Linked DNA regions of Homo sapiens: region 2 is linked to region 1. Evidence: read pairs that join two places in POLR2A ChIA-PET (ENCODE). Cell type or tissue: PC-3. All regions are shown on one strand. Links, peaks and the distances in the headings refer to the core of each region. The heading gives the core; the rest is flanking DNA.

Evidence for each region. Peaks named below come from ENCODE experiments on the same cell type or tissue, not always from the same donor. Only the 100,000 strongest peaks of a DNase experiment are listed, where the experiment ranks them.
Region 2: POLR2A ChIA-PET joins it to region 1 with 5 read pairs; 2 of 35 experiments call an interaction of 5 or more read pairs at or near these places.

Annotation. Positions count from the first base shown.
Region 1 is chr4:174,419,043-174,427,910 of GRCh38, forward strand. It overlaps MIR4276 (microRNA 4276), which reads left to right and starts at 4,753; the gene lies at 4,753-4,822. In PC-3, for the core only: no CTCF peak of the experiment used is centred there; a DNase peak (open chromatin) is centred at 4,779; H3K4me3 peaks cover 367 bases; H3K27ac peaks cover 1,573 bases.
Region 2 is chr4:174,707,047-174,711,046 of GRCh38, forward strand. All of the region lies in intron 5 of GLRA3 (glycine receptor alpha 3), which reads right to left. Among named protein-coding and RNA genes, the nearest start is that of GLRA3, 120 kb to the right of the region's middle. In PC-3, for the core only: no CTCF peak of the experiment used is centred there; no DNase peak of the experiment used is centred there; H3K4me3 peaks cover 606 bases; H3K27ac peaks cover 426 bases.

The sequences.
Region 1 (8,868 bases), core at 2,541-6,540:
CCAGATTTTTATCAACCATGACCTTTGGCCTAAATTTGTGAATGCATTCAATTCACTATGTTGCTTTTGGCAAGCGAAGACACAATAGCTAAATTCTGACACGTTATGCATAAAGAGAGCCTTTCTTTCTTTTTCTTTTTTGACCACATCTTCTAAACTTAACAAAGTCTCTCTCTATATGTAGTCTTATATTATATATATATAATATAAAGTCTATATACTATATATAACATAGTCTTTTATATAGAATATAAAGTCTATATATTATGCATATGTAATTTTTTTTTTTGAGAGAGGGTCTCACTCTTGTCACCCATGCTAGAGTGCAGTGGTGTGATATCGGCTCACTGCAACCTCCACCTCCCTGGCTCAAGCAATCCTCCCACCTCAGACTCCAGAGTAGCTGGGACCACAGACACACGCCACCATGCCTGGCTAATTTTTGTATTTTTTGCAGAAATGGGCTTTCCCAGTGTTGCCCAAGCTAGTCTCAAGCTGGACTCGAACTCCTGAGCTCAAGTTATCCACCTGCCTTGGCCTCCCAAACGCTGGGGGATTACAGGCGTGAGCCACTGTGCCTGGCCCCAGATATATATTTTTAAATCTCACTCCTTCAAGGAACTTTACTCAGTTTACATATTGCGAACATCTGTCCTTGGTGGTATTATTCTCTGCTTTCTCCCTCCTATCCTTTTCCTGCATAAATAGTATTGCTCTTCACATAGTATGTAGATTAGATACTATCTTTTTTTAAGGCAGTTTACTTATTTGAGAGAAAGAGACATGCTATATTCATATAATATATCTGATGTATAAAACTCATAAATAAGGTTTGCCTTACTTTAAGACTTAGATTTATTGGGGGAACCAGATATCCTAATGACTGTCAAGTTTTAAATTTTATGATTCCTCTCTCTGTCTTAAATTCCAAATCCACATTTCCCTGAATCTACTTAACTATATGATTATGTCTCACAAGCAGTTCACACTCAATGCATAGCTATATGTATTATCTTGCTTCCTATATACAAGTGAGTACAATCATTATAATACAACTTTCTAAATGTCTACTTTAACCTATTTTACAAATCTGAAAAATCATAATAATAACACCTATCTTCTAAATTTGTGAGAATTATATGAACTAATATGTGTACAGTGCTTTGTAGAGACCAGCGATTTTCAGAATTATTTTTATTGCCCCCTTTAGCAACGTGTTCTTGGTTACTATATTTATATTTCCTTCCTGTCTCTCAAATTTTTTTCCATCTCTCTTCTTCTTCCTGCCACTTCCTTGGTTATGTTTTCTCATCTACATTATTTCACAAACCACCTACCTTATCTTTTGGCCTGCAAACCAGACCATACCCTGTATGCTCAGCGTATCCTCTACGCTGCGGGAAGAGTGACAGCAAGAAAGTTAAATGCTGATTTTATCACCATGATTCTTCAAAATCCCTCAACTCTTTGCAAAAATAAAAGATAACACCCATTGTCGGTAAGCATGCTAGAAAATGGCATCTCACATGCCATCATAGGCATGAAAATTGACATTTTTTCAGAAAGCGACTTGCCTCTATACCAAACCCTTTCAATAGTACTTCTTGCTTGACCCAGCAGTGCCACTTACATGTATAATCCTGAACTAAAGGAGAAAATGTGCTCTGGATTTCTGGCAAAGCTTCCTTTAAGAGCAAAACCCTTTTTCAACAAGTGGTCATACGCTAGGAGAAAAACAATAGGAAATAATAATAATAAAAAAGAGAACTACCTTTACTGGTGCCAAGAGTAGAAAACAACAATCACATACCATAAAATCAAGGAAATATCATCCAAATCTAGGGAAAATTTAATTATCCAGAAGGCACCAAGACTGAGAAAAGAATGCATCATTGTGGAAAATAAGTGGAGAACATTTTGGTGACAGTTGGGAGAAGTATCGTTGGTCCCAGCTGACTTGGGGGACAGTCTCATTTGCTGCCCATGGCCTCAGATCAGTATCACTGCAAGGCTGTTAGAAGCACGGCTGTGGAATAAAGCATGTAGTCAAGCCACACAATTCTTTGCTGACAGAATTTGAAGTAGGTTTAATTTTCTTCTCTATGTTTTCCCCATTTTCAAATTTCCAAAGATGAAAAATTAATTTGACAGCAAAAAAACAAAAAACAATAAAAATAATGGTGGCTTCTTAATTCCTTATTTTAATGGGCAAAGTTATTCCCTCTCTGTTTATACTCCAGATATTCCACATGTGCTAAAACATTTAGAAATCTTCTAAAATACGATATGTTCTTTTTCCCTTCCATATCTTTGCAACTACTTTCCCCTGCAACCGTCTAGGGAGTTCCTTGTAATTATATGTCACTCAACTGAAAATTTACCTTCTTTATGAAATATTCTGTGATGTCTGTGTGCATGATTACATATTTCCACTTTTGTGTTCCCACTGTACTCTGTCAGCATCTAAGTTGTGGTACTCACCACACCAGTAAATTTCTGTGTACATTTCTCTCTCCTGTACCATGAGAGCTCTAGGACTGCAGGAATTGTTATTTTAAACTTTGTATGGAATTTAGTAAATGCTTATTGAATCAACTCATAAGAAAATTGGATGCTAATATTTTACTTTCTTCAGTTTCCTCATTGGGTTTAGTGGAGAAATTTCTCACAATATTGCCTGAAGGACAAGTTTGAGTACAGGTACATTATTCTTACATATTTTTTCTTTTTATATTTGTCATTATATGTCCATTTCCAGTGAATAAGTGTTTAATTACATTTGTTCATTCCATATTCACATTCCATTTACTGTTCAGAATGTGGAGATCATGTTTCTTGTGTTTGACTTGCTTCACACATGGGAGAAGTTGCATGCATGTGAATTCACTTAAATTATTTCACAAAGCAGAAGGGCACGGTGGCTCATGCCTGTAATCCCAGCACTTTGGGAGGCTGAGGTGGGTGGAACACTGGAGGTCAGGAGTTTGAGACCAGCCTGGCCAACATGGTAAAACCCTGTCTCTACTAAAAATACAAAAATTAGCCAGCATCGTGGCACAGGAGCTGCCTGTAGCCCCAGCTACTCAGGAGGCTGAAACAGGAGAATCGCTTGAACCCAGGAGGCAGAGGTTGCAGTGGGCTGAGATCGTGCCACTGCACTCCAGCCTGGGGGACAGAGCAAGACCATGTCTCAAAAAAAAAAAAAAAAAAAATTCACAAAGTGATGACTGCATTTTCATTCCATCAAAAATAAAAATTATTAGAGTTACTAATTGTATTATTTATCAGATGTGGAAGCAAAAGGATTTTCAATTCACTGTGCAGAGGAGGTATGCTTATAGAGACTCAAGAAAACAATCTGATTGTTTTAATTTTTCTCTAAGCTCGCCTGCCAAAAAAAGAATTCTGATCTGGCTCTTAGATTTTAGTAGATTAAATTTATGGAAAACAGGAATATGGTCCTATGCAAAATGTTCCGGTAAAAGTTTTTATGCTGATATTGAGTGAATTTTAAGCTTATTTAGTCTAAAGTAAAACACTAAGTTTTTTCCAGAACCTCAACTAAACCCAAATATTTGGAGAAAAAAAAGGAAGCAAAAACAAATGTTCAATTGTATGACAGAAGTTAATTTCAAAAATGAATGATGAAAGATGTTGACTTTTTTCTGTTATAACAACATATAACATATAATATTATAGCAGTAATATTATAATGACATAATTGTTTTCATTTCTTTTAACAAAATCATTAAATTGGTCCTTTCCACGCTTTACTACAAACTCTTTCAATTGTCTTCCATTTCTTTGACAAGCTAGAAGGGTCTAGATGTTTCTCATGTGGTGAGCCCTGTCAAACACTTTTAAGTTTGCATTTTTTTCCAGATAAATGTAACAATACCCATAAATCACACTTATTTGGATTCTTATCTAATATTGCATTGCAATAATTGGAAATAAGGCAAAAGCTTTTTGGAAGGTATGCAACACTTTACTCTCAAACCTCAGATAAAATCTAAAACCTGTGTGAGACTAAACTGAAAAGAGGAAGAGGGAAAGAAGGAAACATATTCAATGGAGGACACTGTGCTAAAATGTAATTTTACATTTCCATTGAATCCTATTTTATCAAAACCTGCATTTTTAGTTTTAATTTTGATTCATAGTGTGATTTGGGAATCATTGAAATGACACATGTTAAAGATTACAATACAAATAACACAATTTGCACTTCCAGTTTGCAGAATTTCCGATTTGGCAGTTTGCCAGCTCTTTGAATCTAAGAGAAACAGGGAAACAAAATTTCTGCAGAAGTGTTACTTCTTTCCAAAACATGATCCAGACATTCATAGAACCATTGAATTCGCTATTGCTATTCTGACTACCGGAGAAATACAACCTTTTTGCGTGTGTGTGTGTGTGTGTGTATATGTGTGTGTGTCATGTGACATTTGGCATTGGGGCTGGTGGAGGAAGATAAAACAAAACTGCATGTCTTGCCTGTTTTTCTGTTGAGTCTGACATCTGAGGTGTAAATTCAACAAAAATTAGACATCTCCTTAGATAAGATGACTCTAAATAAATATTCTATTTATAGTTCTCTGCTGACATAAATATAGCTTGCTTAATCATGCACGTATCCTGGAATATGTGTAAAGCCAATTTTGCTAAAGTGATTAATTTGTAGACTGTGTATTTTTTCTTATGTGTTCCTTGAGTCAATGAGTTAAATAATGGGATATGCTGTGGGCATGTCACAGTCTGACTCAGTGACTCATGTGCTGGCAGTGGCCACGTAAATAGAGCTACTGTGTCTGAAAGCAATGGGTAGCTAGAAACCTTTTTGACAGCTCATATGAAAACTTAAAGAATTTCAAAACAGGCTGGGTGTGGTGGCTCATGCCTGCAATCCCAGTACTTTGGGAGGCTGGGGTGGGAGGATCATTTGAGCCCAGAATCTTGAGACCACCCTGGGCAGCCTCGCAAGACCCTATCTCTGCATGTAAAAACAACAACAAAAAATTATAATAGTAATAAAAAAGAAGTTCAAAACGAAAAATATTTGCAAGGATTTTGTTTCTGGGTTTTTTGATTTTGTTATTAGATTTTTAATTAAAATAGAATAAAAACCTGAACTTCAAAATCAAGATCTGCTTATTTGGAAATTTTGTCTGTTACTCAAGTCTGTCCTTTTAATTTTTCAGAATAAATTAATATTATCTATTTCTAGATCTCCTACATTGCAGTTTCTTCCAGATTAATAACAGTATATTTAAAAATTATTTTTCAACAGAGCAGTGTACCTTTGCCAGGCTGTAGTCCGACATGATAAGATAATGGAATCGTATGTTAAGCAGACTATCATCTTGATTCCAAGAATTCATCTAGGAAAATTACTTAACAATTGATGATTTTGAATTATTTATCCTGAGAGATTTTGCCAAATCCCAAAGTAAAAATCATTGGAATTACTAATAGTACTAGCAAGCATATGTACTACATAGGGTGCTAGGAAACCTACTAGCTTTCTAGCCTTGTTGACTAGGTTTAGAACCTCACCTCTGCCAGTTACAAACTACAAACTGTGTGAAGTTAGGTCTAAGTTCTTTACCTTCTTTATCTTCAGTTCCTTATTTATAAATAGATAAAGTACTAATCATACCTATAGGATTTTTTAAGATCAAAAAACAGAATGCTATTTTTAAAATTTTCCTTACACCATACCTAGCATAAGTAAATCCTCAATTTATAGTAGTTTCTGCTATATTTTTAAGCTCATAAACAAAAGGACATGTTGCAGTTACACCTATTAATACTAGATGGATCAATAAAAACAGGTATTTTAGCAAATATAAAACTTCAATAATGAAAATCATATAATGACTGAAGAGTGTTAGTTTTATGATTTTTTTTCTTTTCTTTTATTTTCTTTTTTTTTTTTTTGGAGACAGGGTTTCACTCTGTTGCTTAGGCTGGAATGCAGTGGTGCAATCACAGCAGGGTCTCACTGTGTTGTCCAGGCTGGTCTTGAACTCCTGGGCTCAAGTGATCCTCCCACCTTGGCCTCCCAAAGTTCTGGGATTACAGGTGTCAGTCCCTGTGCCTGGCCAGTTTTGTTGTATTATTGTTGTAAACATTTTGGCAATACTGGGACAACTTAATTTATCAAAAATCAACAAAATGTTTTAAGAGCTCTGTATTGTTTTTGGCTCAATTAATTTGGCTTAAAAGCAAAAGATTGAGTTACCTGGATATGTTTAATTCTACCATAAACTTATTTCATAAGGATCTGTGGGGAAGCTTTGTAAATTTTTGTTTCCAGTTATCTAACTTCAGAGATTATTTTTTTAAAAGGAAAATATCAGAATTTTCTATTTTTAATAAAGTAGAACAAGAATTTTTTAAACGTTTTATTTTACCATAATTTCAAGTTTTACAGAGAGATTATCCGAATAGAACAAATGATCCTCATTTTATTCTTTACCTAGATTCACAAATTATTAACATTTTTGCTCTGGTTGCTTTATCATTTACTCTCTTAATAAACATTTTTTAACCTTTCGAACAGTGTGTGTTTCCTAAGAAAAACACATTCTCTTGAATAACTAGTAAAATTACCAGAGTAAAAAAATATATATACCATTTATATAATAGGAATACCTCTTCCAGAGCCAATATTCAAATTTAGTCCATTATCCCAACAATGTCCTGTGTTTTTTTTCCTGGTCTAAAATTTAACTCAGTGGTAAGAATTGTGCTTAATCATCATGTCCCTGGAGTGTTTTTAATCTAGATTAAATCCTCAGTCTTTTCCCTTATAACCTTGGCAGCTTGGAGAGTACCTGTTATTTTGTGGAATGTCACTCAGTTTGGGTCTGTCTGATATTTCCTCTGTTTAGAACCAGGTCATGCATGTCAGATAGGGAAACAGACATGAGACTGTACTCTTCTCAGCACATCACATCAGCAGGCAACATGATGCTGGTCTGTCCCATGATTGGTGATGTTAGCTACGATTGATTGGCTAAGATGGTTCTGCTAGGTTTTTCCACTGCAAATTTTTTATTTTCCCCTTAGTAATTTATAATTAATTTGTGGAGAGATACTTTGAAGATACCTAAATCTTCTTTATTCCCCAAACTTTGACCTACTCATTTAAGTACTCATTGATAATTTTTGCTTACATCAATTTTTATTGTAATAGTTCCAAAATGGTGATTTTCTAAGTCTACCATCCCTTCTACATTTATTAGCTGACATTCCACTTAAAGGGATAAGATTCCCCCAGTACTAATTTAGTTTTTGTTCATTTATTTAGATTTGGATGGATTAATTGATTCTTAGAGAACTCAATGATTAATAATCCATCACCAGGATTATTATCAGGACTCTTTGAGCTATCTCTTCCTGGGGTTGGCTTTAACTCAATTGTCCCTTATCTTTCTTGTGCATTTTTTCAGAACCCCTTTTCTTTGTGGGAATGACTTCAGAAGAGCTTCGAAAGTTAGCTATGCTGGAATTTGGTGCTTATTTTTATACCTATGGGTAATTTTCACTTGTAATATTTTTCTGTCTTCTAATTTTGCCAAAGGTGAGAATTTTGTGTGGTTTTATTCTTGTTGCTTAGAGGTTGTTTGAGGAGATTTGGGTTCAGGCAGCTGTTATTCATATACCTCAGCTGCTCAGGACTCTTGGATGCAAAGACTTTCACCATCTGGCTTAACAGTTCCTTTAACGAGGAGGAATCGTCTTGTTTGTAAACTAACGTGAGAAACTATATTTCAGTATAATGTGAAAACTTAACAGCATGGGTTATAAGAAAATAAAAATGAAGAAGAGCTATATTCTTTGTGAAAGTGATGAACAAATATTAGAAAAAGAGTCGTAGCCAGGCGCCGTGGCTGACGCCTGTGATCCCAGCACTTTGGGAGCCTGAGGCAGGTGGATCACTTGAGGTCATGAGTTTGGGACCAGGCTGGGCAACGTGGTAAAACCCCGTCTCTACTAAAAATATAAAAATACTGGGGCATGGTGGCATATGCCTGTAATCCCAGCTACTCGGGAGGCTGAGACAGGAGAATCGCTTGAACCTGGGAGGCAGAGTTTGCGGTGAGCCAAGATTGTGCCACTGCACTCCAGCCTGGGGGACAGAGTGAGACTCCGACTCAAAAAAAAACAAGTAGTAAAAAGAGTAAGAAAGAAGAGAGGAGAAAGAAACAGACATGGCCGAGTAACATAGCAGAGCAAATATCCATGGAGGAAAATGAACAGTAAGAGATTATTGAAGGCAGGTCAAATAAATGTAAACAGTGAGAAAGTATAATATTAAATTTTAAAATTTCAAAGGCCATGTAAATACATTTATGTATCATTTCAAATCATAAGGTAAATGTAACACATGAACAAATATTATGGGTGAGCTGTTTATAGGTTATTCAGAGGAATAAGGTTGCTTTTCATGTCCTGGTTGTCACAGAGCAGAGGGCAGGAGAATAGTTATAGGGGATCAGATGCCAATGACATCAGTAGTCTAGTGGAGGCAGGCAGGCAGAGCCAGAGTAACCATGAAGATATGAACCCCAAGGAATTCTCAGAAATGTTGATAAGGGTACTAGATTTCCCATAGAACATGGGATAGAGTTTTTGAATTGTGGGTTTAGAGGAAGCAGGCACGAGCTGCATGTAGTCTACACTGTGACTGAGAGATGGTCATTGCGCCATATATGTATGAACAGTCCAGGCAGGGTCAGAGAGCAACTCAAGTAGGTGGTATATAGCTGTCCTACAGGAAGGTGTTCCCTAGGAGGTCGTTGTGCAAGGTAGATATCTGGATCAACCACACTAAAGAATTAGGAGAAAGTGGGCAACTGG
Region 2 (4,000 bases), core at 1-4,000, 290 kb after region 1:
AGATATCTGATGAATTCTAATGTTATTCTTATAAGCAAGGATTTCAAAATTTTGAAATGGATATCCATTTAAGTAATTTATAGCTGATTGAAAAAGCAATTGTTGATTTTTTTCAGTAGTAATAAATCAAGACAAATACCTGTAGTGCACTGTTGCAAGGTTTTCAGTCCTGTCCTTCTGGGAGTGTATAATGATATATTGTTCAATTCTCTGGATGATTAACCAGCAGAGACATGGATCATCAAAGTAGAATTATGGACTAAAACTAGTAAGATGATCTTTAACTAGAAAAAAGGTAAAGTACTTTGTATTTATTCCAGTGAACCAATTTAGTAAACATGGATGGGGGACATAGAACTTAGTTGTAGTACTCAGATGACTGTAGATGTGTTCTGAGTCAAGACTGTTTTGCAGCTATCTCTAATGTATGTGTCATCTGAAACTGCAATAGTAACAGAATGATTGGCACTGTCACGGGGGGGAAGCCCTACTCTGCAGTCTCGGTTTAGGCCAATTTTAATACATGGAAAGACGTCTAGGGGAAGGGAAATAGGCAAAGGAGGGAACTCTAAGTCTTTTCATATGAGAAAACGAATGAAATTACTGGGTGTGTTTAACTTGCAGAGATAATTTAAGGATACCACAATTACAATTTATAAATATTTGGAAATCATCACATAGATTTTAAAATGACCAATGGTTGTATGAAAAGTTTGTGAGCTATTAAATCATATCGTTTTCTCTGTCCACTTCACAGTTGTGTGACCTTGGGAAAGTCACTTCACTTCTCGAAGCATAATTTGACCATATGACTGACTGTAGTCAATATGCTTAGAATACCTGATGATCAGTAAAAATTCAACCTAGAAAGATGTGGACAGACTAGAAGAGAATGGCCATTGGTGTTGCATAGGATGGAATACTTAATGTTTAAGTGGAGATTTATTTTATAAGTAGCGAGTTCATTACTGTATAGTTTTGTCTTGGGAGGACTTCTGTTTTCTAGCTAACACTGTAACTGCAGAGGTTTAAGCAACAAATACTCAGCAAACAAGAACCATCTGTATTTCTCACTAGGCAAACAAAAAACATAATATTATTTTGAACAGTATCCAAACTTTTAAATTATGAAAGAGCTTGGATAAGAGTAGAGACTATTATAAAATAATTGCAAAAAATCATCACCAAATCTTATCTTTTGCCTTAGCTAATTTAGCATAAATTCCAGAGTAAGCGGTCTGAGTAATGTCAAACCTGGTTTTTAAATGAATCTGAGAAATTAAATCATAAAATCCTCTCATCTCTCTTTAGAAATTTCTATCCCAAAACCCCATTAAAGTGTATTCTATCTTTATATATTTCTATCCAACAATACTACTAAAGTATATATCAAGTTTCTTAAAGCTTTTGTTAATTTTTTTTTTCAAGTTGGCCCTTAACAATTACCCTGTAATTTTCGAGATTTAGGCTGTTCTTTTTGGCAGACAATACTTCTTCACTGAGTCATTTTCTTATATTGTCTTTTCAAATCTAAATAATATTTTAACTTTTACTCTTTTTTTTTTTTTTTGAGATGGAGTTTCGCTCTTGTTGCCCGGGCTGCAGTGCAATACATTCCTCTTTAGATATGAACTACAGAATTAGACCCTTTATGGAAGTAGTAATAGTTTATGCACCATGTGTCATCAATGCCTGTTAACTATTATTCTGATTCTAAGAAATTATTATCCAATGTTTTTCCATGATTAAAAAAATCCTTCCTGGCTTTTTTTTTTCAACTAGCAAATTAAAAAAAAAAACAGTTAGGAATTTTCCTTTTAATGTAAATAAAAAACTGAAAATTCAGTTTTGAGTTTTTTTCCTGCCTCTAGCCCTGTACATCAACTTCCATCAAGCATTCCTTAGGGGCATAGTCTAGATCTTAATATAGGTAGTTGTACCTCTTTCTCTTCTATATCATTCTATATTAGTTATTTCTTTTGCGTCAAATAAAATAATTATAATTGCATTTATGTAAAAATGTATTTATAAATTGTGATATAAATGAAAACGTATCCGTTGAAAATTACCTCATGTTGCTAGCGCTTCAAACAGCTTTAAAAAATTCAGGTAATGGCATCTGATAAGTAATCAGTAAACTAATGCAATCTAATCCTGAGAAGGAAGGCCAGTGATCACTTTAGTAGTTTGTCTTCACTAGGAACTTTCCTCAGTTTCATTTATTACAATCAAGAACTGCACATAAAAATTGGGGCTCAAATTTAAAACAGTTAGTGAAAAACAAGTCTTCATTGCAGAATTCTCTGTGTGGTATGTATGGTTTGATATTTTTATTGTTACTTTCTTAGGTTTCTCCTAATAAAATATGAATTTTGAGAATAAAGTGTGAATTTTGGATATGCATATTGTCATGGGAACTGGCCTGTGTCTTCTTACCGACTTTGAGAGTGAAAAATGAGTATTAAAAAGAGAGAAAATAAATGAAAGCAACACGTTTTCTTCATACCTAAAAGCAAACATTTATAGTATTTATCCCAGAATGAAGTTGAATTAAGTATGTTCTAGATCAGAGGAATAAACAGTATGTTGAACTTCTGGCTTTTATACAAGCAGTTACATGAAACTCTGTTGAGATTTGAGGAATAAGCACATTCCCAGAGAGGCCTTTATAATTTGATAAGGGAAACATCCGAACTTGGAACATATAAACGGGGCCACATTTTTTCCTTTGACTTCAGTGGAATTCTCAGTGATGAGTTAGCATTCTAAATTACTGTAACAGTAAAGATTCAACTTTAGTGCAGTTATTTTATTTTGATTTTTAAATGGCAGCAGAGTGAAACACTATGATAAATACCACTTGTGTTGCAGCTAATACATTTTTATACCTAAATATTGAAGAAAACATAATGTTGATTTTCTTTTTTTTTTTTTTACCTTTAATGAGTCTACCCTCCATGAATAAACTAGATTAATCATATTTTCCAAATAGCCTCTAGGAAACATATTGTTAAAATATCACAAAGAGTTCCTTATTGTCTTTCTCTGTTTCACTTCTTCCAGTTTTTCTAAAACTTGATGATGCTGTCTTTCTCTGGCTCTCTTTTGGTGGTCGTTTTCTATGCTATCTCCAGAAATTTCATTGATTTTCATGTCTGCATGCTTATCCATGTCTCAATAAGCAGTACTTCTAAGGTTGTGTCTCTATATTTGTACAAACATTCCTAATTCAAGCTCTATCCTAAAATTTCCCATAACTCAAAGTAAATTTTTAGTTGAACAAAAATTTTCACAAAAAACACAGCACAGTTAAGCAGACATCAGCTCTGATCTACTTTTTCCATGAATCACCTTCTTTTTTCAGATTAATGTAAACAAAGCTAAATATCCAGTTCTCCCGATTGAGAGGAAACTTGAGGAAATCATCTTTATGCATAATTCTTCTTTTTATATAGCAAATATTTGAACAGGTTTTCAAAATGTTTGTTGTTGTTCCTATCATTATTGTCTCCGCTCTTGGAAATTCTCATTAATTTATAACAAAGTTAGCTCTTTACGCGGACGTTTTTCCCCCAGTCTTCCTTCTTGTTTTCAAATAAAGGTTTTGGCTGAGTTTCCTTTCCATAACTATGACTGAAAAAGATAGAATTGCTCAGGATTTTCTTTCATTGCTTTTAAGCTGGCATACTACGATTATTTCTATTTCTTCATTCTGTATTTTTGATATTCAATCAACCTAATTTTTTTTTCTTTAAATAATTTCTCCAGGGATGTGTCTAGGTTCTGAGATTTTTCAAAGCACCAGGTTTAGGGGTTTTTGTGATTCTTTGGACACTCTATTGTGTCTTTTTGGTCTTTTTGAATAGAATGCTTAGTGAAATCATTTTTATTAAAAAAACCTGGCTTATTTGTATCTAGAAATTTTGATATATTGTGCTTTCATTGTAACTTAACATCAAGTTTTTCTTAATTTTCACTTTAATCAAATAGTCATTTAGTA